2 separate regions of the Homo sapiens genome follow, and region 2 is linked to region 1. A link is an interaction called in ENCODE POLR2A ChIA-PET data of the cell type or tissue named here. Cell type or tissue: OCI-LY7. All regions are shown on one strand.

Evidence for each region. ChIA-PET counts read pairs that join two places held together with the same protein. Peaks named below come from ENCODE experiments on the same cell type or tissue, not always from the same donor. Only the 100,000 strongest peaks of a DNase experiment are listed, where the experiment ranks them.
Region 2: POLR2A ChIA-PET joins it to region 1 with 10 read pairs; 4 of 35 experiments call an interaction of 5 or more read pairs at or near these places.

What each region holds. Positions count from the first base shown.
Region 1 is chr12:12,720,752-12,725,751 of GRCh38, forward strand. CDKN1B (cyclin dependent kinase inhibitor 1B) reads left to right here. Exons shown (of 3, transcript NM_004064.5): 3 at 285-1,618. It overlaps LOC105369663 (a long non-coding RNA gene), which reads right to left and starts at 4,372. Exons shown (of 2, transcript XR_931366.4): 1 at 2,472-4,372; 2 at 2,153-2,286. RefSeq lists silencers at 3,007-3,136, 3,207-3,336, 3,547-3,816, 4,077-4,156, 4,497-4,746. In OCI-LY7, no CTCF peak of the experiment used is centred here; DNase peaks (open chromatin) are centred at 1,980, 2,590, 4,410, 4,730 and 3 weaker places; H3K4me3 peaks cover 5,000 bases; H3K27ac peaks cover 5,000 bases.
Region 2 is chr12:11,544,247-11,549,246 of GRCh38, forward strand. LINC01252 (long intergenic non-protein coding RNA 1252) reads left to right here and starts at 3,784. Exons shown (of 8, transcript NR_033890.1): 1 at 3,784-4,114. All of the region lies in intron 2 of LOC124902877 (a long non-coding RNA gene), which reads right to left. It also overlaps the pseudogene RNU7-60P. RefSeq lists an enhancer at 260-319. In OCI-LY7, a CTCF peak has its summit at 2,057; DNase peaks (open chromatin) are centred at 1,685 and 1,995; H3K4me3 peaks cover 1,271 bases; H3K27ac peaks cover 1,410 bases.

The DNA.
Region 1 (5,000 bases):
GACAACCTAAAATGTCTCCAGACATTGCCAAATGTTCCCTGTGGGGCGGGGGCAACATTGCCTACTGTTAAGAACTACTGCTCTAGACCAAAGAACACAGCACAGAGGAAAGGAAAAAAAAATCCAGTTAAGAGAATGTTAGGTGGAGATGACTATAGTCATCAAACTTTTTTCCCCATCAAGTATTTCCAAGCTAACATAGTGACAAAATAATTCCTGTACTCTACTGGTAACGTTAATCTAGTGCTCTTCCTTTAATTCTTCCGTTTTGTTTTCTTTTGCAGAATTAAGAATATGTTTCCTTGTTTATCAGATACATCACTGCTTGATGAAGCAAGGAAGATATACATGAAAATTTTAAAAATACATATCGCTGACTTCATGGAATGGACATCCTGTATAAGCACTGAAAAACAACAACACAATAACACTAAAATTTTAGGCACTCTTAAATGATCTGCCTCTAAAAGCGTTGGATGTAGCATTATGCAATTAGGTTTTTCCTTATTTGCTTCATTGTACTACCTGTGTATATAGTTTTTACCTTTTATGTAGCACATAAACTTTGGGGAAGGGAGGGCAGGGTGGGGCTGAGGAACTGACGTGGAGCGGGGTATGAAGAGCTTGCTTTGATTTACAGCAAGTAGATAAATATTTGACTTGCATGAAGAGAAGCAATTTTGGGGAAGGGTTTGAATTGTTTTCTTTAAAGATGTAATGTCCCTTTCAGAGACAGCTGATACTTCATTTAAAAAAATCACAAAAATTTGAACACTGGCTAAAGATAATTGCTATTTATTTTTACAAGAAGTTTATTCTCATTTGGGAGATCTGGTGATCTCCCAAGCTATCTAAAGTTTGTTAGATAGCTGCATGTGGCTTTTTTAAAAAAGCAACAGAAACCTATCCTCACTGCCCTCCCCAGTCTCTCTTAAAGTTGGAATTTACCAGTTAATTACTCAGCAGAATGGTGATCACTCCAGGTAGTTTGGGGCAAAAATCCGAGGTGCTTGGGAGTTTTGAATGTTAAGAATTGACCATCTGCTTTTATTAAATTTGTTGACAAAATTTTCTCATTTTCTTTTCACTTCGGGCTGTGTAAACACAGTCAAAATAATTCTAAATCCCTCGATATTTTTAAAGATCTGTAAGTAACTTCACATTAAAAAATGAAATATTTTTTAATTTAAAGCTTACTCTGTCCATTTATCCACAGGAAAGTGTTATTTTTCAAGGAAGGTTCATGTAGAGAAAAGCACACTTGTAGGATAAGTGAAATGGATACTACATCTTTAAACAGTATTTCATTGCCTGTGTATGGAAAAACCATTTGAAGTGTACCTGTGTACATAACTCTGTAAAAACACTGAAAAATTATACTAACTTATTTATGTTAAAAGATTTTTTTTAATCTAGACAATATACAAGCCAAAGTGGCATGTTTTGTGCATTTGTAAATGCTGTGTTGGGTAGAATAGGTTTTCCCCTCTTTTGTTAAATAATATGGCTATGCTTAAAAGGTTGCATACTGAGCCAAGTATAATTTTTTGTAATGTGTGAAAAAGATGCCAATTATTGTTACACATTAAGTAATCAATAAAGAAAACTTCCATAGCTATTCATTGAGTCAAATTGTAATGTGCTTTACCAAACAAGGTATTTGACCTGGCATTCTAGTCATATTTACACAAATGTAAATGTGAAGTGGCAAATACCTAGGTAATTCAGGCCCACAACTCAGATGATGTTTTATGTAGTCCGAATGTAGTTAGCAGTTACTGTTTTCCACTTAGCTCTGTGTGGGAGGACAAAACTTTAGAAGGTGAAAATGGAAAAGCTACATTTTCATATGAATAAGGTTGTCAAAAGTCTGCATTAGTAAAAATATTTATGTCTTCTAGGATATGAATGTGTCAAAACCAAAGAATCCTTACATAAGTGTACACTGACACATTTGCAGGATTGAAAATGAAAGTAACATGGTGACTTCTCTAAATTCTGTATTTACACATGAGAAGTGTGAGGAATTAAAGCAATTGTTTGGACCATCTAATGTATAAATCTTGTTTAAAATATTCAAACATATGGGCCCTTAAGAAATTGGTGTGCACTCTACGTAGCTATTTTTGAAATTTAACTGGTCATACAAAAATTCTTTCAATTTCTATATTTAGAAACGGGGTATTTCCTTGTTATAATCTACACAACCAAAAACTGGCTAATGTAAGTAACCAAATCTGAGGATTTTGAGTCTCCATAGCCATACAGCAGATATACAGTTTTTACCTAAGGAAAAAAGTATAAGACAAGACATTTTAAAGTCAGATTACTAAAATGATTCCTGTAATTCCACATTCTCAAGAAAAAATGTGTTTAAGGTGTAATAGTAAATTCTTATAGGACTTATTCTAGTAAGTGGGTAAATCGTAAAAATCTAAATTTGGGTTAAATTTTTTCGCTCAAATACCTACATTTCCTTTATCGTACCCCAAAAGGAGCTCTCAAAGAGTAGTTTGAACAGTTTTTGACCCGAAGATTTTTTTTTTTTTTTTTTTTTTTTGAGCAGGTTGGACTCTTCGGCTTCCTGGAAGGGAAAAATAGGTCCTTTAGTGGCTGGGCTACATCTTTCAAGTAGGTATTATTTTAATGAAAGACTAGAGGTGTTTTGTGATTTTGTTTGAAACTCGCATCCAAGAGTGTTTTTCGAAAACAGACTGAAGGAGCAAGAAAAACAATTCGAAATAGGAAGGAGAGGAGGGTCAGAAAATAATGAAATTAAAGTTCCTCTGAGTAAAAAAAGATAATTCAGAAAGTGTCTCTAACAGAATAAAAAATATCGCCTGGATTGCTGCAGGCACCCCAGTCTCCTTTCCTAAAGAGGTCTCTTTAAACAGAATTTTGAGAGATTGCGTTTTAGTTATGCGGGCCAGGGAGAAGTGGATGCTCGCCGCGCCAGGCACGTCCACAGGAACGCAGCCCCGAGTCACCGTGTCCTTCGTCCTTTACCCGCCTGTGTCAAGCCTCCCAAAATGACCCGCAGTTCAGCTCGTCCTTCGCCGTGAACGTCCCTTTGCGGGGTTGCGGCCGCCGTCGCCCGCCACCCCTTGCCCCACTACCCAAGCCACTGCGCCGTCGTCTCCCCAAACTGCCCCGCAGTTCCGCGCCCGCCCGCCGCGGCAGTTGCGGGGTCGGGCTGGCTGGTGCCTCGGGACGAGAAGGCCATCAAGTGTTGCTCCCTCATCTGTAACGTGCAGCCCCCCGCACTGTCGCCGTCGTCGCGCGCAGTTCCCGCGCCCGGGCGGCCGCGCCTCCGCCGCGCAGCCGGGCTGGGCGGTTTCTCAGAAACTTTCCTCCCTCCTCCTCTCCTCTGCGCTGAGAAAGCAGCGAAAGCTCCCACTCCTCTCCGCAAACGGACTCTCCACCTGAGTAACCGGCCGCCTCCCCGGCCGTGGGGATATCGGAGCTAAGGGGAGAGCCTTCCCGAGTTCGCCGACCCTCCGGCGCTGCAGCCCGCTCCCACCCCTACCCTGGGCTCCAATGATCCGCAGCCCCGCGCATTTCGAAAGCCCGCCCGGCTCGCCGGCGCCTGGGGAGGGCCACGGCGGCGCGCAGCCCGGGCCCCGCACCACGGCCGCCCGCGTGGGTCCCCTCTGCCCTCACCCCCGCTCGGCAACGTGCCCCCATCGCAACCCCGGCCGCCCGGCGCGGGGGCCTGGGACGGGGAAGAACTGGGGAAATGTGGGTTTGGGGGCGTGTTTGGGGGACTCCGGGAGCGTGGGCTTCACAGGCGAGGAGCGGGGCGAGAGGCCTCTCAGGCCGGGGTGCGCCCACCGCCCCGGCCTCAGGGAGCGACTTTCCCGGAGGCCGGGGGACGCTGCCTTCGCCATTTCATCTTCATCATCACAGCGCCCACACTTGCTCTTCTCTCAAGCTCTTTGCACAGAAAAAGTGATTCTAAATCTCCTCTAGGATCTCCTGTCTGGTGTTCAGAGTATGAATTTCTTTTTAAAACTTGCTGTGTCTTTCACCTGGGCCACACCCTACGCCCACCCACCCCCTCTCAGCCAAAAGGGAGGTAAAAAATCCTGCGGGCCCAGCTGGGGGTGGGGAAGGGGCCCACAGTCCCGCTGGAAAACCTCAGCGGCCACCTCCCGGATCCGGGCTGGCCTGGGGACTGGGGTGGGATGGGGTGGGGTCCGCCTCAGGCCGACCCCGCAGAACCGAAAGTGCCGAGTTGACACGTAAGGCCCAGCCCCTCTGCGGCCGCCCGCGCGCCCGGCCTGTCACGCGTGGGGACACTGAGCAGCAGGCATCGGAGCGAGCAGTACAAAAAGAAATCAAGGCGTTGGGCGCGAAACCTCGACGCGCCTCTAAAGGAACGTTGAGAAAAGGCAGGGAGCAGGGCGCGCGGCCGGGGGATTGCATCATTGCGGCTCCCCCTCCAGAAAACGGGCCCCGAACCGCGGCGACCATCATGGCGCTCGCGCCGGGCTGCGCTCCCCGCGCGCCTGCCCCGCGCTCCGGCCGCGGCCCCGGAGCCTCGGACGCGCATTTCACAAACATTCTCGCCCTCTCCCGAGCGCCCGCCCCCACCCCCTCCTTCTTTCTGTGTGTGTGTGCGTACGTGTGTGCGTGTGTGCGCGCGCGTATTTGTGTGTAGGGAGAACTTGCAGATGATTTTTTTTTTCCCTCCCGTGCTGCTGGTTGTAAACTTGATTGGCATTGGCTGCGCCCACTGACCCCGACGCTGAGTCCGCTGAAGATTTAAGGTGGATCCGAGAAGCTGCAGCTTCAGGCGGAGTCTCGCGCTCTAGTCGGTTTTGGGAAGAGAAAAAAAAAAAAAAAAGCCCCGAACCGGGCGCCCGCCGCGTTTGCCGAATCTCCCGCGGCCCCAGCCCCCGCGCCCGCCCGGGGCCCCTCCCCGCCTCGCGCGCCGCGCGCGGCCTCCGCCCACCTCCCACTTCTTCCCCATTGGCCGGCGCGTGCAGTTTGAATTTTTT
Region 2 (5,000 bases), 1.2 Mb before region 1:
TTATTTCAAAATTTTATATTATTATATTTTTTAGAGACAGGGTCTCGCTATGTTGCCCAGGCTGGACTCGAACTCCTGAGCTCAGTGAGACTCCCACCTCAGCCTCCTGAGTTGCTACCATGCCCAGCTTGCCCAGTTCATTTTTAATGAGGCCAAACACATTGGTCATGCAGCTCACAAACAAAAGGGAATGTCTGTAGTTCTGGTCAGTCACAAACTCATTGTACTTTACAGAGAAAACTCCATGCAGAATGTTGAAATATCATCCTCTAAAGGTTGACTCTAAGTATACAGAAGCAGTGTAGGGGCACAGACAGCTCAGTTGAGCACTCAGCACATCAAACAAGAAAGCATGTGGTGGTTTCCCTCTACCCAGAGCAGGGTCTGATACGGAGGAGCAAGCCTGGACTTTGTCCTTGGGCAAATTGCCCCATTAGGGGAGGAAGGAGCCCACTCTCCAGACTTTCTGGTTTGAAGCAGTACCTGGGTCTGAGCAGAGTGAGGAACACTTCCTGCTACAGCCAAACTAGACTAGCCTGGGCCCTGAGATCCATGACCTCACATGTGCCTTTTTCTCCAGGCACACTGGAAAGCTTAGTCCCCCCGCCCCCGTGACTGTCTGTTCCCGAGATAGTCCCTTTGCATGGAGAATCCGTGCCCATCCCACCCACCCCCACACCATAAAAAGTCAATGTTAGAAGGTTTGAATGGATTTAGTGATCATGCACTCCAACCCTGCCTATCTGTTCATCAAAGTCCACTTCAAATACCACTTTATAAAGACATTGTGGTTCTTCTGTCTCCCAATTCATTATTACTTTGGTGCTCTGTTATGGTATACATCACATTCAGTCTTGTATTAGAGTTGTTTGTGTACATATTTTCTGCCCTCACTCCAAGGCCAGCTTAAAACTTATAAATCTTAAAATATTTTGGCCTCCTAAAAATTAAACAGTATCATTCATAGTTTCCACTATTAAATATTTTATGCTTTTGGAATAAAATATGTCATTCTTCACCCCCTCTCCCAAAAACCCCAAAACTTTGTTCCTCTGCTTTTCTAGTTTCCCGTGTGCTGCTTAGTGGGTTTTCCAGCAGCCCTGGTCCCAAGCACATGAGGGACTGTTAGCATTTTCAAGACAAAAGTATCCTTAACTCCTCTTCATGAGCCTGCGAAGATTAAACACGGAGCTCAGAACACAGTATGAACACAATAGATGTATGATGAAATGAATAGGGCTAGCATTAACTAATGAGAGCTCCTCAATGATGAGCAAGAAGAAGGTGAAATCATGCCATCCAAGGCTTCCCAGTGCCCCTGGAGACCACACAGCCCCTTTACACAGGAAATGACGTGATTCCTGATAAGCAAGCAGTACACACTGCACAGCTTCCTTCCCTTCCTCCCCCTGCCACTCAGCACCTTTGGCAAATAGCGGCCTGCCTTCAGCCTTCATTAGGAAAGCCTTCATTAGGCCTGCCTTCTTCTCTTCATTCATGAGAGAGTGGCATTAACAGTGCACAAACTAATGCTTCTTCAAATTTTTCTGGGGTCTGCTGCTGCTACTGCTAAAATCCGCTTGCCTTCGGACACAGTTTCTCAAATGGCTTAAAAGCTTCTCTGCTTTTGATCCCTGCAGCATCACTTTCTACTCCCTCAATCAGAAACCAGAAGCTACCCACCCCCATTTCCTGTGTTCATGATAGTAGAAAGCAACAGAGAACAGTTGGCCCCTGAGCTGCCAGGTTGTGGGCTGGGTAGGGAGGATCCATTGCAGGAGCATTGGAAAGCCTTGAGCACTCTGCCCTGCCTGTCCACACAGCAGCACCTTCACAGCCTTCTAGTAGTTCTGATCAGATTTCTGCCTCTTAAAGCGGCCCCACAGACTAAAAGCCATCATCTGGAATTTGGAGTAAAAGGGCCCACAGGAAATGAAGCACTCTAAGAAAATTCAGCTGGGCAGGTATTTTAAGGTCACTGACTGACTCCAAAGTGAAGGTAGAACCCATATTGACCGCAATTCATCACACTTCTGTAACTTCAGAACTCACTGCTGACTGGTGGAGAAGGTTGCAATTGCATTCAGTCCGAATCTCTGAACATATTATTTAGAAATATTAGCTTATCCAGCTGCCTACGGAGCTTCCCATCTGGGCTTTCAGTTGCTACATTCTCTAAAGCCGTATCTGACCCACACCTTACTAACACTATGTGCTTCTACAGCATTCACCCAGTGTTACAGCTCTTTTAGAATCTGTCTAGCAGGTTTTCCAGTCTTCACTGGAAAGCCCTTGCCCCCAAATATAAAAAAATAATAAGGCATTCACCCCTGAACTTTAGCAGGGCTTCCAATCGCCTTTAAGCACTCATTTAAAAGAAAAGTCTTTTATTCCCTTATAATAGTATTAAATCATTAGCAAATGATTCTCAAAACTATTTTTTGAGTGCTCTCTTCTGTGTGAGAATGTAGGAAATGATGACCAAGTATACGAAGTTGGACATGCCTAGTCCCAGGTGGCCTTTTCCTATTGGCACAGCTGCTGGCATTCACCCGTGCAAGCTTCTAGCTTGCTTGTCTATGTCTGCAGCTTGATTTTACAGGCTGCTCATTGTAAGAAAAGAAAACGATTTGAGGGCTGCTTTTCATTAAAAGGAAAACCTTACTGAGGACTTCCTTACCCTCACTATCTGCCTAAATAATTTCTTCTTAACTCCTATATCACTTATAAGAGGAGAAAGCAGACACACAGGGGGAACTCAGTGTGACAGCACAGGCGGAGCCTGGAGGGATGCCCAGGAATGCCAAAGAGACGCACAGACTGGTTTCTCTCTCACAGCCCCCAGAAAAACCTAACCCTGCCAGTGAGAGGTGACAGCGTGCTGGCAGTCCTCACAGCCCTGCTCGCTCTCGGCGCCTCCTCTGCCTGGGCTCCCACTTTGGCGGCACTTGAGGAGCCCTTTAGCCCACCGCTGCACTGTGGGAGCCCCTTGCTGGGCTGGCCAAGGCCGGAGCCGGCTCCCTCAGCTTGCAGGGAGGTGTGGAGGGAGAGGCGCGGGCGGGAACAGGGGCTGCGCGCGGTGCTTCCGGGCCAGCGCGAGTTCCGGGTGGGCGTGGGCTCGGCGGACCCAGCACTCGGAGCGGCAGGCCGGCCCCACCAGCCCGAGCAGTGAAGGGCTTATCACCTGGGCCAGCAGCTGCTGTGCTCAATTTCTCGCCAGGCTTTAGCTGCCTTCCCGCGGGGCAGGGCTCGGGACCTGCAGCCCGCCATGCCTGAGCCTCCCCCACCTCCGTGGGCTCCTGTGCAGCCGGAGTCTCCCCGACAAGCGCCACCCCCTGCTCCGCGGAGCCCAGTCCCATCGACCACCCAAGGGCTGAGGAGTGCAGGCACACGGCACCGCACTGGCAGGCAGCTCCACCTGCAGCCCCGGTGGGGGATCCACTGGGTGAAGCCAGCTGGGCTCCTGAGTCTGGTGGGGACGTGGAGAACCTTTATGTGTAGCTCAGGGATTGTAAATACACCAATGGGCACTCTGTATCTAGCTCAAGGTTTGTAAACACACCAATCAGCACCCTGTGTCTAGCTCAGGGTTTGTGAATGCACCAATGGACACTCTGTATCTTGCTACTCTGGTGGGGACTTGGAGAACCTTTGTGTGGACACTCGGTATCTAGCTAGTTTGGTGGGGACGTGGAGAACCTTTGTGTCTAGCTCAGGGATTGTAAACGCACCAATCAGCGCCCTGTCAAAACAGACCATTGGCTCTACCAATCAGCAGGATGTGGGTTGGGCCAGATAAGAGAATATAAGCAGGCTGCCCGAGCCAGCAGTGGCAACGCGCTCGGGTCCCCTTCCACACTGTGGAGGCTTTGTCCTTTCGCTCTTTGCAATAACTCTTGCTACTGCTCACTCTTTGGGTTCACACTGCCTTTATGAGCTGTAACACTCACCGCGAAGGTCTGCAGCTTCACTCCTGAAGCCAGCGAGACCACGAACCCACCAGAAGGAAGAAACTCCAAACACATCTGAACATCAGAAGGAACAAACTCCGGACACGCCGCCTTTAAGAACTGTAACACTCACGCGAGGGTCCGCGGCTTCATTCTTGAAGTCGGTGAGACCAAGAACCCACCGATTCCGGACACACCAGCACCCGGATCTCAGACCTCTGGCCTCCGGAACTGTGAGAGAGTAACTTTCTGCTGTTTTAAGATACCCAGCTTGTGGTCATTTATTACAGCAGCCCTAGCAAACGAACCCAGTGTGGTTTGCAACTTCAGTTATAGCATCTACCATCAGCCCAATTCAAAAGACCATTTATTTAATCAGCAACGTTTCCCCCGTCACTCCTTATGGGGCAGTATCCACTGTAGGCTACTGATTCTACTTAGTGCTTTAAGTCAGCGTTGCCAGAATCATACTGAAACACATACCTGGGGCTTCTAGGGCATCTCCTAGTCAGCCTTGTCAAAATCAACAGTTTTGAAAATACGCTCTATGGCAGTCCTGAATTCCACAGGGGTGGAATTCAGAGCCGCTCTCCTCTTGTTTGTCGTATTTTATAAAATGGATATTTAATTCTGTTTCACTATTTGCTTTCATTACTAAAATTTCCCAAAATACATGAAAATAGAGGGTACTCGAAAAACCCAACTTTAAATAAAATAACCGTGAGTATTCTGCCATACTTGTTTCTGTGTTAATATAAGAATTTATTTGAAGAGTTCTGCTATAATGTTTTTAAATACTGGTTTCAATAACTCTCTTCCAATACAGATTACACTTTGTTAGCTCCAATAATTGCTGCATGGTGAATTTAGTCTATTGAAAAGGAAGTGTCAGGTCTGAGTGCCAATTATTGTACTTGACCCAAGGTAACTCTCTTTCAAGGTACTGCGTTGGGTTCCCACTGAATTATTTTACCACATTCGAAATCCTTCATCAGAAATTCAATGTCTTTTATTATGATACATGAAATGATCTAATAAATCTCACTGCAC